Regions from separate parts of the Homo sapiens genome. Here region 1 is linked to region 2. Evidence: read pairs that join two places in POLR2A ChIA-PET (ENCODE). Cell type or tissue: MCF 10A. All regions are shown on one strand. Each heading gives the region's core, and the rest is flanking DNA. Links, peaks and the distances in the headings are about the cores only. Region 1 overlaps RASA3 (RAS p21 protein activator 3). Region 2 overlaps GAS6 (growth arrest specific 6).

The links. Peaks named below come from ENCODE experiments on the same cell type or tissue, not always from the same donor. Only the 100,000 strongest peaks of a DNase experiment are listed, where the experiment ranks them.
Region 1: POLR2A ChIA-PET joins it to region 2 with 5 read pairs; 2 of 35 experiments call an interaction of 5 or more read pairs at or near these places.

Annotation. Positions count from the first base shown.
Region 1 is chr13:114,075,855-114,081,219 of GRCh38, reverse strand. All of the region lies in intron 1 of RASA3 (RAS p21 protein activator 3), which reads left to right. Among named protein-coding and RNA genes, the nearest start is that of RASA3-IT1, 31 kb to the left of the region's middle. In MCF 10A, for the core only: no CTCF peak of the experiment used is centred there; a DNase peak (open chromatin) is centred at 2,489.
Region 2 is chr13:113,845,749-113,851,113 of GRCh38, reverse strand. GAS6 (growth arrest specific 6) reads left to right here. Exons shown (of 15, transcript NM_000820.4): 3 at 3,064-3,088; 4 at 4,525-4,587. Among named protein-coding and RNA genes, the nearest start is that of GAS6, 16 kb to the left of the region's middle. RefSeq lists enhancers at 1,395-2,016, 2,017-2,640. In MCF 10A, for the core only: no CTCF peak of the experiment used is centred there; a DNase peak (open chromatin) is centred at 2,043.

The DNA.
Region 1 (5,365 bases), core at 105-5,104, 230 kb before region 2:
CCTGTGTGGCCCGTTGCTAACAGCCTTTGCACCAAGCACGAGAGGAGGGTCATTTGCACCAGGAGCGTGTAACTGGGGTACTGTTGCGTTTTGGGTGGACGGCCCTCTGCCACGCAGCACTATTGGTGTTCTAGGTGGACGGCCCTCTGCCGTGGGACACTCTTGGTGTTCTAGGTGGACGGCCCTCTGCCGTGGGGCACTCTTGGTGTTCTAGGTGGACGGCCCTCTGCCGAGGGGCACTCTTGGTGTTCTAGGTGGACGGCCCTCTGCCGAGGGGCACTATTGGTGTTCTAGGTGGACGGCCCTCTGCCGAGGGGCACTATTGGTGTTTTGGGTGGACGGCCCTCTGCCACACGGCACTATTGGTGTTCTAGGTGGACGGCCCTGTGCCCTGGGGCACCGTGTGCAGCAGGACACTGAACAGAAGACACCCTGCACTCTGCCCACCAGATGCCATTTGCACAGCCCATAGTGAAATCCAAGCGTGCCCTGGGAGGTGGCCCCTGGGGGAGACCCCTGTTTCAGTGGCCCCTGGGGGAGACCCCTGTTTCAGCCGTTGTCGGGGTCAGGCCTCCAGTAAGCACAGTGGGCGCCTTCTAGGACCCCTCCTGCCACCCCGTCACCATAGACTCATTCTCCCTGTGGTGGAAGTTTCAATTACATTGAATATGCCCGTTATTTGGGAGGGTTTAACATCTGGGCCTGGTCACCCGCCCCTCAGCAGAACCTCCCGTGCCCTCTGAAGAGCCGTGGAGACTGGAGGGAGCTGGAGGTGCTCTCAAGGAGACTGGACGACAGGCAGACCCCCTGGACGGCAGTGCTGGGCCCTCCCTGGGCAGGTGGTGTCACCCAGTGAGTTTTGGAATCAGCCCGCACAGCCCTCTCCTCCTTCCACCGCCCACAGAAGCCCGCTGGTGCCAGGGGCTCCCAGCAGCCCCTCCCGGCCAGGAGGATTGGGGGGTGCCTTGCTTGAGGATGGCAGCCTGGGCTTCTGTCATTCATAACCCACAGGAGTCCTCTTGAGGGAGGAGCATGGTGCCCTGGAGAGCCCTGGACAAGACCTGGGCCTGGCTCCATCCAAGCCCAGCGGCCTCTGCCCCTCCTGAGCGTGAGGATAGAGCAGGTGCCGTCTGCCCTCGACTCGGCCCAGAGGAAACCCCACTCCCACGGCCTCGCCGAGTTCTGCCTATTTCTGGCAGCTTCGCAGGCCCTTCGGGAAGGCACTTGTGTTGCCAGGGGTCGTGGGGGTCAGGGTCATGCTGTGTCCTCAAGACGCTGTGTCCCCTGCCTCGGGGCCCCCCCGCCTCTTCCTCTTATGGCCTCTGCACCGCAGTCAGCCCACCGAGATGTGCAGCCTCGTCCCACGGAGGGTGCCGGGTGGGGAGGCCAGTGCGGACGGGCACTCAGGCCCACTCAGAGGCCAGTCACGGAGCCCCCGTGTCCAGAGGCGAACAGGAGCCAGGGGGCACATGGGCCTTGCAGTCAGCAGCTCAGAGCCCGGAGAGGGGTCTCTACCCACGCATGGCACAGAGGCTTCTGTGCCTCACTGAGACCCTGCCAGGGCCTGGAGGAGGACCTGTTCGAGTGAGGATCCCAGGGGCCAGGGCTGGGATCGCTGTTCCAGGCTTCTAAATAGCCCAAAGTAGACGGGGCTCTTCATCCTTTATTCAGATATTTTAGTCACAAGACTATTGTTCCGGTAAATACTTTATGTTGTTAGAAGACGCTGTGTGCCTAGCAAAATTTTTAGGCCCCTTTGAATGTTTTGCGTTGGGACGACTAAAAGGCTGAGGTTGGGAGCCTTGAGAGCCGCACTTCCTCCAATTCTCCCGCAGGGTCTCCTTCCCCAACAGGCCCTGGGCTTTATTGCTGGGACGGGGTTGCTTTCGCTGGACCATGCACCGGGGCTGTCGCCATCACCTGTTCCACGTTATTTCAGTGAGGCCGACCTGTAGTTGAGTAAAACGCCGTGATGACGTGGGAAAGAGAAGAGCGCCCAGCCTGGGTGGACGCGGCCAGTACCAGCACAGCCCTGGCCTCTCCAGGACGTCTTCTGTCTGGGTTGGTGCCAGGAGCTTTGCTCAGTGGAGCCCTGGGCCCTCGTCCTCACCCGTGGCTGCCTTCATTCCTTCCTCCGCCCTCTTCACTGGGCGCTGAGCTGAGCTGCTGAGCGCCTGGGAGACGCCCGCTGCTGTGTTGAGCAGTACATGAGGCCAGCCCCGCCTGAGGGCCCTCCCCAGGATGCCTGCAGGGAGGAGCAGTGCTGGGTGGGGTCTGTGGAGACCTCCCCATGCCCTCACAGCTCCTCCTGGGTACAGGGGTGTGGCTCCGGGTGCTGCGGGCAGCCCCGACAGCTCGCTGTCAGCACTTGGAGACCCTGTGTGGGCCTCCAGGGAAGCCTGGGCATCCTAACCCTCGGTCAGGGCTGGGCCTGTGCTCACCCTGAGGGTGCAGCTTCCCTCCATGGCCCAGAAGGGCTGCCGTGGGCGTGGGAGTCATGACGCTTTGGATCAGGGCCTTTGTTTTTGTTACTCACTGCCTGATCCCTGGAGTTGGAAATCAGGTTTTGCGGTGTTATGCTGTTTACATTAAATGTGTTTAAGTGCTGCCTTTTACTCCTGTTAGTTGAGTTTTCAGAGCCGATGCGAGGTGCTGTGTTGGCTGTCTTCATCAGTCTGCCGGCTGGTGAACACACCGCATATGTTTTAGAGGCATGGTCTGTGGGAAAAGTGGTCATGAGAACTGTTACTTATTTGGCTGTTAGGATGAAACCAGTTTACTTTTCTTTTAATTCATTTATTCATCCATGCATGCAACAGATAATTAGGTACTTACTGTATACCACAGACAGCTTTGTCTTTTTATATGAACGTCTCTGTGCACCAGAAAAAAAAGAGAAAACGTGTTTCCTCTAAGAGAGACAGAACAGGCACCTTTGGTGAAGGTAACTGAATGAACTGTTTGGGGTGCGGTGGAGAAGAAACAGTTGCTTGGGAGCTGGGGCAGCCCCCGTCCCGCTCAGCTGTGGGGCTGCAGGGAGAGGCTCGGTCCTGGTGCATGTGGCACACACGGCGAGGCCCCGGGGCGACGTGGCCAGGCCGTGCTGCAGCAGCCCCAGCCCTCCTGGTCTGAGCAGCTCATTGGATGTTGGTGCGTCCAGCAGGCTCCCTGGTGTTGCTGTCGTCATAGCAACCAGGATGTTTCTCAGGAGTTTTTTTTTTTTTTTTCTGTTTCAATGCTTTATTAACAGTTGGAAACAAAACCAGTGCCTTGGAGGTGATGGCATCAGAAGCCTGAGGCAGGGAAATGGGCTTGCATTTTGTCCCCCCACTTTTTTTTTTATTAAATGCATCATAGCAAAAGTAGATTAAAAAGAAAGAGTCTCAGCCCCAGATGACAGTGAGCAAGGAGAAGGAGGTAAAGACGGGGCCATCGGGCGGGGAGGGAGGAACCTGGTGTGTTTTGGGGCCAGGGGACTGGGCATCATCGGGCAGGGAGGGAGGAACCCGGTGCCTTGGTGCCAGTGCGGGGGAACTGGGCATCGTTGGGCAGGGAGGGAGGGAGGGATGAATCCGGTGCGTTGGTGCCAGTGTGGGGGGACTGGGCATTGTCGGGCAGGGAGGAAGGATGAATCCGGTGCATTGGTGCCAGTGCGGTGGGACTGGGCATCGTCGGGCAGGGAGGGAGGGATGAATCCGGTGCGTTGGTGCCAGTGTGGGGGGACTGGGCATCATTGAGTGGGGAGGGAGGAAGGGATGAATCCGGTGTGTTGGTGCCAGTGTGGGGGGACTGGGCATCGTCAGGCAGGGACGGAGGGATGAATTGGGTGCGTTGGTGCCAGTGCGGTAGGACTGGGCATCGTCAGGCAGGGATGGAGGAACCTGGTGCGTTGGTGCCAGTGCGGTGGGACTGGGCATCATCAGGCAGGGAGGGATGAATCTGGTGTGTTGGCGCCAGCGCAGGGGGATCCGGCCTTTTCATGTCGTACGGCGTCTGTCTTACAGGGACTCCACAGAAAGCTTGTGTGTTTCCGTCCTGCAGTGTCCGCCTTCGGAAGACCCAGCTGTTACTGCTGTGATTTGAGGCCCTGTGGGAACAAATCTCAGTTCCGTATTATCCACAAACACCATCTCCCACAGGACTTTCAAAAGCTTTTTTCTCTCTCCTTTTAAGAAACACAGGAACTTACAGCTAAATATCTACACTCATTTGTTGCAAAAAACAAAGAAATCCCAGAAAACAAAACAAAAACAAAAAACTCCCAAAGACAAAAACAAAAAACCCAGTAAAATCCCAAGGGAAATATGGTCAGCGTCAGGTCACACTGTAAAGGTGTCAGAAGGAAAGTCAGCAAAGTCAAGCTGTGTTTGAGGGTAAGGACTTCTATCTGCTGCAGAAGCCGTCAGTTCCAAAACAGGGCCGGGAGGCTGGAGGGGCCCCTGTCCGACTTGCTGGGTGTGCTGCGGCTGCCCTCAAATTCAGGGGCAGCCGCGGCCACCAGGAAGGCTGCGTCTGCTCCGGGAACCTCAACTGCCATCCCCCAGGCTCCCTTCCCTCTCTGGAGAAGCTCGCCGGCCATGTTCTCCCCTTCGTGCCTGTGAACTCATCACACACCCTGCCTGCGTGTGCCGCGTGTGTGTGCGTGTGCTGCCTGCGTGTGCTGCGTGTGTGTGCGGTGCTGCCTGCGTGCGTGTGCTGCGTGTGTGCGCTGCGTGTGTGCGTGTGCTGCGTGTGGGATCTTCACATCGGTGGGAGCCTTCGGAAAGCCTGTCTTCTGACATGGGATGACCGACCTGAGGCCTGGCCTGGAGCCAGGTGCCTCGTAGCAGCCTAGCTGTGTTCTCCCATGCAGCGGGTGAAGAAGGCGCATCCCGGGAGAGTCGCCGTGTTGAGGTGTTCTGAGGGTCCAGTGCCTATCAGGAAATACTCATTTTTTCCCACCAACCGATTATCATTGATGCTTCCTTAATGATTCCCAAAATAAAAATTTCCAGAACCTTTTGAATTAGAGGCGTCTCAGAGCCGGAGGAGCCTTCGAGAGCTGCTGTGTCTCTTGCTTTTGCAGTTCAGGACTTTGAGGCCCAGAGAGGTAGACTGTGTGTTGGGGGCACTGGCGGGAAACGGCCGCAAGCAGTGAGACCCTGAGAGCTGCTCCGTGTGGGCAGCAGCGGGTGCTGCTGGGAACGCCTGCCGGCGCCTCCACACGCAGAGATACGCGGCGCCGACACGGGAGGCTTCGTCCTGCCGGCGCCTCCACACCCAGAGATACGCGGCGCCGACACGGGAGGCTTCGTCCTGCCGGCGCCTCCACACGCAGAGATACGCGGCGCGGACACGGGAGGCTTCGTCCTGCCGGCGCCTCCAC
Region 2 (5,365 bases), core at 53-5,052:
CATTCATTCTTTCATCCACCCACTCATCCATCCACTCATTCATTTGTTCATTCATCCATCTCTATCCACTCATCCATTCATTCATTCCCATTCACTCATTCATCCACTGATTCATTCATTCATTCATCTGGTTATTCACCCATCCACTCACTTATCCATCCATGCATCTGTCTGCTCACTCATCCATCCTACTCACTAATCTATCCACCGATTCACTCATCCATCCATTCATTCATTCATCTGTGCATTTATCCATACATGCATCTATCCATCCATCTATCCATCTATCAATCCATCTGTTCAGTCATTCATCCATTCACTCATCCATCCATCCACCCACTCATTCATGCATCCATCTGCCCATCCACTCATTTATTCACCCATCCATTCTTTCACGCACTCATCCACTGTCCATCTGTCATCCATCCATGTGTTTGGTGACGGCTCATGAGGCCTCTGGGGGACAGTCAGCACCAGGCTCGGTGCTGGGCAGGTAGATGTTGTCTTTTTCCTCTTGAAGCTTCAGCTAACAGTGCAGTGGCTTGGGGTTTGCTCACTTATTTTTATCTGTAGCTGTTCAAATAAAACAGAAGCAGATCCCCGGGGAAAGGATTTCCAGGGGCCAAATGGCGCCATTTCCAGCCTGGGAATCCCAGCTTCTTCCCCCTGTTGCCCTCACCTAACCCCAGCACGCCAACCCATTACCATAGGTCTTGCTCTTCCTAGGTTTAGAAGAAAGAGAGTCAGTGTGTACATAAGGAGCTCCTGGTTCTAAATTCCGGCCTCCTGAGTGGTGGCCTCTGCTCCATGGGGACTCCTGGGGGTGCTGCTCTGGAGATATGGCTAATGCAGGGCTTCAGGCCAAGGTTTATGGACCTGAACAAGCAGTAGTGCAGACAGGGGTGGGAGGGTTTTGAGGACAAAGTGCTCTGTGTTTGGTTCTGCAGGTCAGGGAGCTTATCTGGGTGCCTTTACTCAAAGCCATTTCTGGGTCTTACATCTTTGGCTAGAATGTTCTCAGGACAATGTGAAATGTCTTTATCTCAGGAGTGTATACCAGAATGTTCTCAGGACAACGTGAAATGTCTTTCTTTCTTGGGAGTGTGTACCAGAATGTTCTCAGGAAAATGTGAAATGTCTCTTTTTCTTTCTCTCAGGAGTGTATAGCGTTTTTAGGTTTATTCATCTTAGCTTTTCTCTTGCTCATGGTTTAACCATCTTTCCCCTAGTTTGCCGGTGGAATTAGCATATGCTTTCTGCCTCCATTACTGTCTCAAATAATCAAACATGCAAATTAGGATACAGTGCCCAGGGCTATAACCCTGTGGTTTCAGAAACCCCATTCCCATAGGTGTGGCGAACTGACAGGAGATTGGCATAGTTTTTCCATGAATAATGCCTTTTTGCAACAATAAAACTTGGTATTAATACAGATTACACATTAAGTAGTATGACTAGTCTTGATTTTGAAAAATAGAACACACTTGCTGTAAAGCTGTGGTAATGCAAGCATTTGTGTATAGTTAGGCCGTTTGCTCACTAGTTCTTAGTTGTTTTCAATCCCTGGCTTCTAAACCTGAAAGGACACCTTTTGCATCCCTCGCAAGTCTTTTATTTCAGAGCCAGAGCCTCCTGCTTTGAGACAAAGCCCCATCACTTCCCTTCTCCTTCCAAGCCTAGAAACCTGGTGCCACTTCGTGTTGCTCCAGGACTCCACCAGGGCTCACTTGGTATGGCTGTTCTTGCCTTTTCTTGGAGTTTGCCAACCCATGACTAAAATTGGAAGTGAGAGAAATGAGGGCAGGCATGAGGGTGTGTGTTCCAGGTCTGCAGCCCTCCTGGCCTTCAGGGCGGCCGCCCTCCCAACAGACACGTGAGCTGCACACCAGCTCACCCTGACCCTTCCTTTCTCTTAAGGGAGTAAGAGTTTAAGAGCATCCCATCTTTCCTAGAACACAACTTTGTGAAAACACATCCAAGCAGGCCTCAGGAGGGTGTTGGCAAGGCTGGGGCGGGGCCTCCAGGCTCTTCCCACAAAAGGTGTGGCAAGGCCAGCAAGTGTGGGAGAGAGGTGGGAAGGAGGCAGAAAGGCCATGCAGAGCCAGCGCATGAAGCCAGAGGCGCGTTGCAGACGGCGCTGGGTACCTACCGCCTCTGTCTGCTACTCTGCAAAATGCTACCAGCGCCTGCTAATCCTGACCTTCATGCCCCCAGGTGAATCCCACAACCATCCTGAAGCCGGGTTTCCTCATTCCTGATAATGGGATTAAAAAGACCTTCCTGGGTGTTATTTGTGAGGATTTCATAAAATAGTGTAAAAATGCTGACTCATACCCAGCATGGAGAGGCCGCTGGGACTATTCTGCCATGACTGTGGTCTCTTGGTTTAGAGCATTTAGGGCCAAACTGCTGGCATGGTTGACCCTAAGCTGGAGATTGGAGGCTGCTTTAACCAGGCTGTGGCCCTAGAATCTGTGGGCCATGGCAAAAGGATCCTGAAGAAGTTTCCGGCCGGCCTCTGCTGGCCAAGTGACAGGCAGGTGGTTCCAGGACTCGACAGCTCACTTGTGTCGAATGTGGACCTCGTCAGTGCGCTTTCATGGATAAGAAGACCCTTCATTACAGCCTCCATCCTCACCCAGTACCAATTTTGTTTCACCAATACTATAAGTGCAAATCAATGCCCGTGTGCCAAAAGAAAGGTCTTTGGGGTTTTGAGAGACCTTTGTGTCAACAGGGAACTAAGGTCTTTGGGTTTTAGAGACCCTTATGTCAACAGGGAACTAAGAGTGGGGTTTTACTTGGAAGCATTCTTGTCCTCCTGGGCAGGCCTCTCCCCTGGACACACCTGGTAGCACTTCCTACGCAGCTGGAAATGGCCCTGCCTTTGCTTGTTGGTCTCACAGCAGTCGTGCCCCGGTCACTTCCCCTCAGTTCCCCGGGTGGGGCGGCCCTCTGGCTGCCCCGAGAGCAGCCTCTGATTAACCAGCTGATGCTTATGTTGTTCAGAGACCCTCGTAGTGTGCCGGTCAATGCTTGCCTTTTCTTTTTCTTTTTCCACAGGATTATTTTTACCCAAGATACTTAGGTAAGTCTCAATTACTTCTCTACTCTGGTTGTCGTAGAGGCATAGTTGGGGGTGCGTGTTTCATGTTGGAGGAATCTCCTCACCACGTAACTCTTGGAAGGAAGATTCTTAATCACATGGTGCACGTGGAACTGTCCGGAACATGCAGGTCAGAAACACAAGTTTCTCTCTTTATTTTATACCACAGCTTTATTCCGTGTTAGTGGAACCTCAGGTGAATGCTGTTATCTGCAAACCCCTTCTCTGAGTTGATGCCAGGCTCAGCTCCTTGTCAGGACGTGTAATTGATTTTGTCCTCCGGTTTTCTGACCTCAGCACTAATCACTTCTGAAGTCATTGAGGACCCCAAAGGGGTCCATGTTCATGTGGGCTGTATTGACTGATATTTACCGTATTCTTAATTAAAACCGAAAACACTGAATAGTGTTTCTGTTTAATTTGAAGAACGGGAATGCCAGACGTTATCTCAGCCATCAGAGCAGCTGGTGCATGTGGGGCGGCCTCTGGAGACCCCCACTGTACACTTGGGAAGGGAGGACAGCAAGAAAGTGAAACCCAGAGACCCCGGGTCAGCCCGTTTAACTGACACCATCTTAGAGCTCTTTGAGAGCATTTCACTTAGAAGGAGAGAAATGTATTCCAGGGTCTTCTTTTTAATGTTGCAAAGTGCATTTTAGTAAATGTCCTCTTAAAGGGTCCTTCCCTGGGTCCATATCTGGAACAAACACAGTGGGTCTGGCACTGGCCCAGAAAGCCCAGGCACCAGCGAGGACTGAGTTCTGAAGCAGGGGGTGGCCAGCGGTCCACAGCACACCTGCAGGAGGCCTTCCGCTGTTCATCCGTGCCGTTCTGCGCCTGGATAAGCAACAGTAACCCACTGAAGGGCCAGGTCGAGAGGCCCCGCACCGTTCTGCACAACCTCACGCTTCGGGTTATCCCTGGATGTGCATGTGCCAGGCCTCGCCTCCCCCCGCCGCCCTAGCGGGATGTCTGCTGTCAAGCTGTGTTCAGCCAGCCAGAGAGCATGGAGGGGCTTTCTCCAAAGCAGAGTGGCTTTCCAGTTAAGCACAGCGTTTCCCAATGGGGGTCCACTGGAAAATGAAGTTTAGCTTTTCGAGTACCGTCAGGAACTTACTGAGCATTCCCGGTGATTCTCCCGTATGGCAGGAGGAGCCCCCTCGAAACGGCGGGCGGTGCTTTACGCACTTGACTGTGGGTGCACAACTCCGCTGAGTTGGTGGAGGTGGTTTCCTGTTTGTCAGGGTTGGGGCTAACATGTTTTTTATTAACACAAGCTAAGCGGCATTGTTTCTGGAGGATGATAGCACCCCAGGTAAGCAGAGTAACTGCCTCTCCAGAGCGTCTCAGAAGCAGAGGCTCTGCAGTCCATCCGGTCTTGTAAGGATGACTGACATCCATTCCCTTTCTTCCTGCAGACTGCATCAACAAGTATGGGTCTCCGTACACCAAAAACTCAGGCTTCGCCACCTGCGTGCAAAGTAAGTCGGCCTCCTTTGCGCCTTCCTGGGAGCACTGTGGGTTTGGGCGGCTTTAGGCTTGGCTGTGGTTTGTGGAGGGCCCTGAATAGTTCTGTTTTTTAAGGAGCTGTGGTCCCTTGCCGAGGCCTGCTCCCTTTTCGCCAAACTTTCTTTTTTAAACAAGTAAATTTTGACGTTTTTAGCAATAGGCAATAAATGCACATGGAACAAAATGTAAATGTTTCACAGAGTGTGATGTGAAAGCCCATCCCCGCCTCTGAGTCGTCCAGTCAGACACCACCGTAGTTACAGTTCCAAGAATCTTGTGCTTAGACATGTAAACATGTGTGAGCGGCCTTCCGCTCTTCACACGCGTGGCGGCTTAGCACACACGGTCTGTCCCGTGCCTCTGCAACTCTGTCTGCACAGGAGACCCTCTCTTAGCGTGTCTCACCTTCACGCTGGCATTTCCAGCCGGTGCATCATATGAACTTAGCCCATGCATATTGGCTGATGTCCAGGTTATTTCCAATTTCCATCATTTAAACAAAACTGGCGTGACATCCTCATGCACCTGTTGCCTCCCACACGTCTGAGTGTCTGCGGGATGCGTTCCCAAGGATGGAATCGCAGAGGCAGTCCTCATGTTTCCTTTGGATACAGATACTGCCAAATTATCCCAGAGCCAGCCTTAGCCTCCGCCCCTGCAGGGGTGAATGAACTGTTTTTTTAAACTTTTGATCTCTTCCAATGTAACAGGCGAGAAATGACATCAGTCATTTCAGGTTTTTTTTTTTTT